Regions from separate parts of the Homo sapiens genome. Here regions 1 and 3 are each linked to region 2. The links are chromatin contacts, found by Hi-C in ENCODE. All regions are on one chromosome and are shown on one strand. The core of a region is the stretch at or near the end of the contact, and the rest is flanking DNA. Distances in the headings are between cores, read along the strand shown.

What was found. Hi-C counts contacts between places; a loop is a spot of excess contacts on that map. Pooled maps may share reads with other maps.
Region 1: a loop to region 2 is called in a map of B cell, with 17 times the contacts of the local background. The contact joins the promoter of ELK4 here to the promoter of MAPKAPK2 in region 2. A Hi-C loop is called at or near these places in 1 of 168 maps with a recorded cell type or tissue (B cell), 1 of 37 single-sample maps with no recorded cell type and 10 of 50 pooled maps.
Region 3: a pooled map shows a loop between it and region 2 (6-fold over the local background). The contact joins the promoter of CD46 here to the promoter of MAPKAPK2 in region 2. A Hi-C loop is called at or near these places in 7 of 50 pooled maps.

The regions. Positions count from the first base shown.
Region 1 is chr1:205,630,761-205,633,573 of GRCh38, forward strand. ELK4 (ETS transcription factor ELK4) reads right to left here and starts at 1,251. Exons shown (of 5, transcript NM_001973.4): 1 at 872-1,251. RefSeq lists enhancers at 299-718, 1,329-1,638 and silencers at 729-918, 1,009-1,158.
Region 2 is chr1:206,683,308-206,686,530 of GRCh38, forward strand. MAPKAPK2 (MAPK activated protein kinase 2) reads left to right here and starts at 1,598. Exons shown (of 10, transcript NM_032960.4): 1 at 1,598-2,201. The coding sequence starts at 1,923. LOC124904495 (a long non-coding RNA gene) reads right to left here and starts at 1,499. Exons shown (of 3, transcript XR_007066833.1): 1 at 434-1,499; 2 at 44-236. RefSeq lists silencers at 1,574-1,753, 2,214-2,263, 2,274-2,363, 2,774-2,863.
Region 3 is chr1:207,750,350-207,753,545 of GRCh38, forward strand. It overlaps CD46 (CD46 molecule), which reads left to right and starts at 1,705. Exons shown (of 13, transcript NM_172351.3): 1 at 1,705-1,960. The coding sequence starts at 1,864. RefSeq lists silencers at 1,546-1,655, 2,235-2,592 and an enhancer at 1,756-1,965.

The sequences.
Region 1 (2,813 bases), core at 1-2,500, 1.1 Mb before region 2:
TATTGAATCATACTACATTTTAATGAAAACACCGCTGCCAAACCTAAATATTGAAGCACCAAGTTTTCCAAGCCAGGGGGTGTAGGGGGTGGGAAAAGACGACAGAGGATCTGATCTATCAACCAAAGAGATGGACAAACCATTCTGATGAGGCATAGAACTCCAGAATCTTTATTTAAATTCCCCAAATTTCAAATAGCAATAGCTGGAGAAAAAGTGAAGTGTGTACTTTTGACTACTTCAGTCAACAACATCCCTATTTCCTTCCAAGGCCAGTTACTATCCCGCCCCGAAAGATGTTTCCAATTGATCTTCCCAGGAATGAAGTTACCAGCCTCGATGCAGCTGTGCACAAGGCGGAAAGTAAAGAGGGGCGGGGGGCCGCTGGAGCGAAAGAGAAAAAGAAATGAAACTCGACACCGGATGACTAGCGAGCTAGGGGAGAGGAAGAAACGCGGACGGCCGCGTGTGCCCTACAGGAGATCAAAGTCTGGGGGAAGAGGTGCAACCTCACCGGGCCTTGGTAAGCACTGAATTACTGTACTTTCATTTTCCAACTTCCTGTCACTACAGAAAATGAGAATTGCTCCCCTCCTCCCCATCCACGCCGAAAAAATCGCCGCCACCTTTCGCCCACGAGACTTCGGGGGACCAAGAGGCGACGAGAGCTGAGCGGTGCGCTGCGGCGTCCACCTGTGCGCCGCGGTGCCCGGCGGGCCGGGGGCGGACCCAAGGGGAGCGCGCGCGCCCGGCCCCGGCCCCCGCCCCCACTTCCTGTTGTGCCGCGCGCCCCTCGGCCCCCGCCCCCGCTCCCGGCCGGTGGGGCTGTGGCCGCGAGATCCCGAGGGGGCGCGCGGGGCTGACCGCTCACCGACGCCGCGCGCGGGGCTCCCCCTCGGTCTCCGCCTCGAACACGATGCGCCTCTCCGCCCTCAGCCTCCTCCTCACGCTGGAAACTCGAGGACGGCGCGGCAGCCGCTGCGACCCCCGCGGCGGAGCCGTAGAAGGCGGCGGCGGCCAAGCCGAGCCCGCCGGGTGCCCGCAGCCGCCCGCATCTCCCGCCGCCGCGGCTCCTGGCGCCCCGCCCTCCCCGCCCCCGCACGCGGCAGCGGCGGCGCGGGTCTTGGGGCCGCTACACGCCGGGCGCGCGCGTTCGGGGCGTTCCTTGCAGCGGCGGGGCCTGCCAGGCCCTCCGCGGCCGCCGCCACTCTCAAACCCCCCGACTGCTCCTGGGTCCCTCCCAGACGCCGTAGTCGCTACACGTCACTTCCGGGGGAGGGGCTGCGACCCTAAGGGGTGTCGTGAGCCGCGTCTGCCAGCAAACCCGGGTTTGGTGTGGCCGGGGGATGTAGCTCGGGCGCCTCCTGGAGTCGTCTCGCCGCTCTCCGTCGCGTTCGGTGCGGTTGCTTCCAGGTCCCTGAGGCGCCCGTCCGGAACCCGCCAGGACCCAAGCTGCCGCCTGGGCCGGGACCTCGGACTCCTCAAAGGCGCGCCACTTTCTCCTCGGTTGGAGGGAAGAGGTGGCGCTCGCAGAGCAACCTGCGGGGGACCACTTCTGTTGGTGCTAAGCTTTGGGGAGAGTCTCCTCCCTCCTGTGTCCCTCGTCCTCCTTACCACTCGCTGTTAGAAGTTGGGGCCGTCACAGCTTTCTCATCGAAGTGCCAGATCCCAGGACACTACAAACGCTTGATAAATACTAAATTAGCACTGTGGCTTTCTAGCCTGGGGACTGACAAATGGAAGCGCTGGAGTCGTGGGAAAAGCTTGCCCTGACGATGGAGGCAGCGACCAGAAATCCATTCGTGGCTCTACCCCTCACTAACTCACCAATTTTAAGCAACCTTAACCTCTCTAAAACAGTCATCATTTATAAGGTGGAGAGAACCCAATCTTAGAGTTGTTGTAATGATTAAAGAAAATAAGGTGCATGAAACACCTAGCAAGAGTTTCTAGCTTAGAGGTTCTCATTAAGTAAAATTCTTAAGGAATCAGGTCACACTTGATACAAGAGGCTACTTGAGCAGTTTAGCACCAGAAGGAATGTAAAGTCATAAATTAGGACAGCTGAACAAAACCTCCAAGAAATAAATTAGGTGTTTGTTTAACAAGAAACCAAAGAGAGGTCAGTGTCTGAGTTACTGGTTATTCGAGGCCATTTACTAGCTGTGTGACCTGTAGTGAGTTGCTTAACCTTTCTGGACCTCAGTTTCCTCATGTAAAATGACGATAATGAGCAGCATTGCTGAGAGGATTAAATGAAGTATAGAGCATAATGTACTTAGTGCATTACCTAGCACATAGTAGATACCCAGTAAATCGTGGTGTCATTTATTTTTGCCCCCACAATTGAATGTATAGTTAATTGAACTCACTGAGTGAAATGTGATTCTGTCATCCTTTTGTAGGCTTTTGGAAGAGAATCATCACTTCCTTGATTTCCAGCCTCCTCTTCCATAATACAGAGTAATTATAATCCACAAAGGTAGCTATTCCTGTAAAAACAACTCTACCAAAAGATGTTACCTTTCCAAAATTAGTTTTACCAAAGCATGCAAACATATTAAGACATGTTTTATAAGGAACATGCAGTATCTGAAAAGCACTAGCAGTCTTGGCCCCTAACATAAAATTTTCCTTGCAACAAGTTCCATCTTGGAAACCAAGAAAAAAAAAAGTATTAAGGTAGGCTGTTTAGGATACACCTATTGGAAACATTTGTTTATAAAAAGATTTCATTTTAAAGCCCCCTACCAAGAACAGTTAAGGGTTGTGGAGATCTGCACACTACGCTGCTCTGTTCAAACTGGCAGTAA
Region 2 (3,223 bases), core at 348-2,847:
CTTTGTCTTTGAAGAGTCAGGGGCATCTGGGGAGCTGTCTAACCGTATCTATCCTGTAGACTCGGGAGGAAGCTGCTGGCTGCTGTAGACAGAAGAGAATCCCTGTGCTTCGGGCTCCTAGGAAGGTGTCTGCCATCCTCTCTGTGCCACTGTTATCTGTCTTCTTCCCCATCAGATAACACCATCCACCGCTGCAGGGCTGAGCACGGCACCTTGTACATGGAGCTAAGCAGATGCTGCTTGAGAAGAGCATATGTTTGTGTCGGGGGAAACATGTCTCTCCTTGGTCCACAGAGCCCTACCTGCCCCAGGAAAGGACAGTGTTGGGAGGGTAACTCCCACCCCTCACTCCTCCCCCTCATTCCTGCCTCCACAAGCATCTTCTGGGAAAGGTGAATGAGGGAAGAGACATTTGCACTTGTCCCTTACCTACCTAAGTTCTATCCCCAGTGGCCACTTCTGGGGGTGTTGTCTTCTCTCTGGAGTTTTGGGGGACCTATTAGGGGGCATGTGTGGCCATAGGTCAAGCCTCATTCTCTAACTGGCCTTACCAAGACTTAAGCTGAGGTTTTGTGTTCACCTGTCTGGGTTGCTTGCCATTTCTCAAATGTTCTGCCAGTCAGAGGTGGGAGGAGGTCGGCAGGAATGTACTTGGTCATCTCGAACCCCATCAGAATGTGTGTGGAGGCCTCCTGGCAGCTTCTATGCAGGGTCCAGCTAGATCCCTGGGCTTTTCCTGAGATACACGGGGCTAACCCACTTCTTACGGATTAATTTTTCCACATCGGAAATCAGAAGCCATTCCCCAGGGCCTCCCCTTCAGTTTCATTATCTCCTTTGACTCTGCCCACAACCTTTGAAAAGGTCTCGCTGTTCTTCCCACGGAGAGAGAGGTGCAAGGCTTGCTCAGCCTCACACAGCCAATCCGTGGCAAAGGATGGCGGGAATTCAGGTGGCCCCAATCTCAACCCATCCTCTTCCCACCCTGTATCCTTTTTAGTTTATTTACAGGAAAACATGTTCAAAGGTATAATTACTAAAGTGCTCCTGGTTACACAATAATACGTCTTTACTGAAAAACAATAAATTAATGAGAAAAGAGATGCAAAAAACCTCAGAGGAAAATGTTGAAGTTAGGGAAATATTTAATACGCCCGCCTTTGGCTCACACCTTTTCCTGGGATGAATGACCCCTGTGATTCCAGCTCCCCCCCACCCCCACGAGGTCTCATCTAGCTGGATACCTACAAGCCATCCCTGTCCTTGGAAATACACCCCTCTCCCAATTCGCTGCCGCTAAGAAGCCCAGACAATTGGAGAGGAGTGGATTTTCCATCTGAATTATGCAGCTCCTTTGACACGCCTCCCCTCTCCCTTTGCATAGCCTTGGTTAAGAACTAGCATTTCTTCGTCCCCTCTCCCTGTCCCCTCTCACTGTCCGCGAGGCAGCAGCCCCCAGCCTACTCCGCGATCCTCCCAGCTCCCGGCACCGCGCGTCCTCCCCTTTAAGGCCCGCCCCTCCCCCCACGCCACGCCTCCCCAGGCCCCGCCCCCCGCCCCTCCCCTTTAAGGACCGGCCCCGGACGCAGACGAGGCTGTGACGCGGCCGCCGGCCCGGGGCTGGGTACATTGTCGCGCGGCCGCTTCCCCCCGGCCGGGCCCCCGCCGCCCCGCGGTCCCCAGAGCGCCAGGCCCCCGGGGGGAGGGAGGGAGGGCGCCGGGCCGGTGGGAGCCAGCGGCGCGCGGTGGGACCCACGGAGCCCCGCGACCCGCCGAGCCTGGAGCCGGGCCGGGTCGGGGAAGCCGGCTCCAGCCCGGAGCGAACTTCGCAGCCCGTCGGGGGGCGGCGGGGAGGGGGCCCGGAGCCGGAGGAGGGGGCGGCCGCGGGCACCCCCGCCTGTGCCCCGGCGTCCCCGGGCACCATGCTGTCCAACTCCCAGGGCCAGAGCCCGCCGGTGCCGTTCCCCGCCCCGGCCCCGCCGCCGCAGCCCCCCACCCCTGCCCTGCCGCACCCCCCGGCGCAGCCGCCGCCGCCGCCCCCGCAGCAGTTCCCGCAGTTCCACGTCAAGTCCGGCCTGCAGATCAAGAAGAACGCCATCATCGATGACTACAAGGTCACCAGCCAGGTCCTGGGGCTGGGCATCAACGGCAAAGTTTTGCAGATCTTCAACAAGAGGACCCAGGAGAAATTCGCCCTCAAAGTAGGTCTGGGGCCCGGGGAGGGGAGGCGGGGCCGGTCCCGGGCCCTGGAGCTCCACGGCGTCGGGTGCCCGTCCCGGCCTGGGTCGCGGCGCGGGGCGGAGGGGTGGCCGCGGCGGGGCGGGGCGGGGCGGCCGGGCCGGCGGTGCCGAGTGCGGCGCGGGCGGCGGGTCCCAGCGCCCTCGCCTCCCTGACCGCTTCCGGCCGCTCCCGGGCGGGAGCCCTGGGACCCGCTCCTGGGGACTCAGGGGACCCTGCCATTTTGGGGTTTGAGCGGGATCCAGCCGAGTCAGAACGGTTGGCTTCGGGACTTCTGCTAATTTCACTCCATCTCAAGGAAGTGATTTTGGGGTTGGTGGTTCCCCGTCCTCTCCTCCCTCCTTTTTCTCTCTCTGCGGGCACAAAAGGCCCATTACTCATTGAGCCGGTTGGTCGGTTGGTTTGGAGAAGTCGGATCGCAGAGGTTTATTTAGCCTCGCTCCTTATTTGGGAGCCGGAATGTGTGATTTCACTTCCCCGAGCCTCGCGAGGGCAGCCGGGCCGCCTTGGGGCGCGCCGGGCAGGAGGTGTGCGGCGGGAGGGTCCTGGGTGTCCCCCGGCTGCGGGGGCGGGATTATTTGGATCCCGGAGCTGGCCCCCTCAGCTGGCCCCCTCCCACGCCCGCGCGGGGCGGCTCCGGGGAGAGGCCGGCGGTGTCCGCGGCCCGGCTGATCATTGTGAACAGAGTCTGTAACCCGCGGCCGGGCCCGTGCTGATTCCGCCTCCTAGAGAGGGCCACTTGCTGTCCTGGACTCGCGCCGTGATGGGCAGTCTGAGGAAACATTATCCTTGAGCCGGGGGAGCCCATCCCTTTTCTTTCTTTAAGGGGTGTGGTGGTGGGGAGAATAAGGATTCAAGTGAGAATATCGACTTCAGAAGTTAAACACAATGGACTGGGAGGTCTCATGAGATGGGTGGGTCCGCAGTGAAGTGTGAGCCGGTCTTGCAGGGTCACCAACAAGGTTTTCCTCTCACAGGGGTTTCA
Region 3 (3,196 bases), core at 455-2,954, 1.1 Mb after region 2:
TCTCGGTTATAAAACTGTGTTAAATACACTTAAACTCTATAATTCTATAAGACCCATTTTAGGTTTATACACTGAGCATCCAGTTCCTCACCGTCCTCTCATAGGTTAACCCTGTGTAATACAAGTTCTGCTCCCATAATTCTATGAACAAAACAGCCCTTGATATATAGGTTTGATTTTTTAAATACATTTTCTTTACTTTATTCTAAATGTAACATAAGGTCAACATAGAAAACTGAAAAGCATAAGGAAAGTGAAATATCTGTAATCTTATCAACCATTGTTAATTTTGCTGTATTCCTAGTTTCTTTTTATACATATCAATATGGTACTTTTGTTTTAATAAAAGGACTGCCAAAAGGCACATGCCAGTTTGGACTCTGCTTTTTCCACTTACAATGATATCATAGTTTCTCATATTTGGTATTCTTTTGCAATATTTGCTGCATAGAATTCCATCACACAAAGGTAACTGCCAGAAATTCTTTATTACTTTTGCTAGACACTTAGGGTTTACATTTTTTCAAAAATTAATCACATCAGAGTTTTGATCACATCAGAGCTTTGATCACAGCTCTGATGATTTCTCTGGGAACTGAGAGCCTAACACAAGTCATGTCCACTTTAAGACTTTTAACATACTGAAAAGTTATGTTACAGAGTGCTGGTCCCCCTGCAACACGTTCACTCACATTGGCTGACGTTTTAATTCTTTGCCAATCTGAGGGGAAGAAATGTCAACTCTTTGTTTGCTCTTTTAATGTCAGTCATGTCCTTTTCCTTTTACCGGTCATTCCGGTTTACTCACAATCCTACAAATCAATCCTGCTCATTCTTAATTTTCCAGTATTGTTCCTCAGATTGTTTCACCAGAAAAGTTCTCCCCCTTATCCACTCTTCACCTAACAATTTCTACCCATCCGAATCCTTCTGCATTTATTGCTTCCAGGAATTTGGCACTTAGGACACCCTTGTCCTTACATTGTTCATGCATGTATATTTCGTCTTCAATAAAAAATTTAGTTGCTCAAGGGCAAGGGCCCCATAGAGTCTCAATATTCTAATTGCCTGGTGTTGCTTAATAAATTAGATTCGGAAGGGTCCCCTCCAGGGAGGGGAGCAAAGGGCAAATTACCTTAGGGGCTGGGAGTGCAGAAGCCAAACCTTTGAGATTGTGAAAACAAGACGGCCCCGAGACGATCCAGTAGCAGGCATTCAAGCAAGAAAAACTCAAATATTGTTCCCAATAATGCCTGACTAATGCCAAATACCAAGTAAGGGCCCAGGCAGTCCTGACAGCCTGCAGTGCCCCAGGATAAAACTAACCCTGAGGGGTGCTAGCCCACGGTGACCCCCTGTCTAGACTCTGGATCTCTATTTTTAGGTCGAAGTGCTTTATTCTTGACTCCCGAATTCCCGGAAACTATTACCAAAGCAGCTTAGTTTTCTCTCCACCCTGCCTGGGTCACAAATATGACGGCGAGCCAGTCCTTTCCCGCAGGACGCCTCAGGCTTCCGGGATGGTAGGCCAAGGGCTTAGCAAGAAAAAAGGCGGCCTCGGGGAACCTGTTCTGTTAGGTTCCGCCAGGGCCTCCCCCTGACCTCTCGAAGGCCAAGGGCTGCCCATGAACGCCGAGGCTCCGCCCCGCGGCCCGCCGATTGGCCCCAGCCGCCCTGGTGACTCGACGCACTTCCGCCCCGGGCGCGGCTCGGGCCACGCCCACCTGTCCTGCAGCACTGGATGCTTTGTGAGTTGGGGATTGTTGCGTCCCATATCTGGACCCAGAAGGGACTTCCCTGCTCGGCTGGCTCTCGGTTTCTCTGCTTTCCTCCGGAGAAATAACAGCGTCTTCCGCGCCGCGCATGGAGCCTCCCGGCCGCCGCGAGTGTCCCTTTCCTTCCTGGCGCTTTCCTGGGTTGCTTCTGGCGGCCATGGTGTTGCTGCTGTACTCCTTCTCCGGTAGGACCCCGGGGCGGGTTCGCGCGTCCGCGGCGAGACTAGAGCTCTCCTCAGTCGGGCAAGAGTCGCGGGGCGGGGCTCACAGCAGGCCGTGCCTGTTTGGGGACAGGGTTCTCTGAGGGGTGCAGTGCTCAGATCCCGGGGGTATGTGGCGGGGAATGCGGGGACCACGCAGAGCCCGAGGTGAAGCTTGTTTGGTGGCGTCGTGTGCGCGGCCAGCATTTACGCAGGATCTGGCTGCGTCCCTAAAAAAAGCGTGAATCGTGTTTTCGGGATTGAGCCAGTCGGCCAGGGGAGCGCGGACTGGGCGCCCTAGGTGAGGGCTTGTTCTGGAGTGCACAGGTGCGTGGGAGTGTTGCTAGGGCCCGTGCTGTGTCCGTGGTGAGAGTTTGCCCTGTGTTCCCTTGGTGCCTTGGTGAGTGGGGTGTTCATTAGGGCTTGGACAGTACCCGCGGTAAGGGTTGCAGTGCGTCTGCTGTGCCCCATGTGCTGGGCTGGGCGAGCAGGGGCCTGGCCAGGTGTTGCTGGGAGCGTGCTGTGCGTAAGTGGCCTGTGTGCAGAGTTCACTGTGGGCAAGACAGCTCAACTGTTTGCTTTGAATGGAGTGAGCGCGGACTCTGGGGCTAGGGAGGGCATGTTGAGTGAGAGCAGGCTCTCGGTGCCTGGGGTTAGAGAGGTGGTAAGGGCGCGCCATGCTTTTTGTGCCTTCTGTGAACAGTCTCCGTGTTACCTGAGCTCCTATTAGTTTGTAAATGGCTGCTTTTTTGGGGGGTGGGTGGGCCATCGAGTCTTCTTCCTGTTCCCAACCAATATAGATAGTATCTGATTCCATTGCCTAATGGCTTTTTGACATTGTTTTCCTTCTTTTCATTACTTTGAGTCATATTTGAGAGATGTGAAACAACCTAAAAAACAATGGTAGCCAAACCTAGTGAGAAATTAGTATCCTAACAAAGGAAGGCAGATAATGTTAATCTTGTTTTCCCCTGCAGCTCATAAGCTAAAGCTTAAGGCCTATCCCACTAAATTTATTTTGTATTTCATTGAATGGAATCAATACTTTTAAAAATGCATGCTAGGCCAGGCGCAGTGGCTCACGCCTGTGATCCCAGCGCTTTGGGAGGCCCAGGCGGGGTGATTGCCTGTGCCCAGGAGTTCAAGATCAACCTGGGCAACATGGCAAAACCTTGTCTCTACAAAAAAATACAAAAATTAGCTGGGCATGGTGGTTTATGC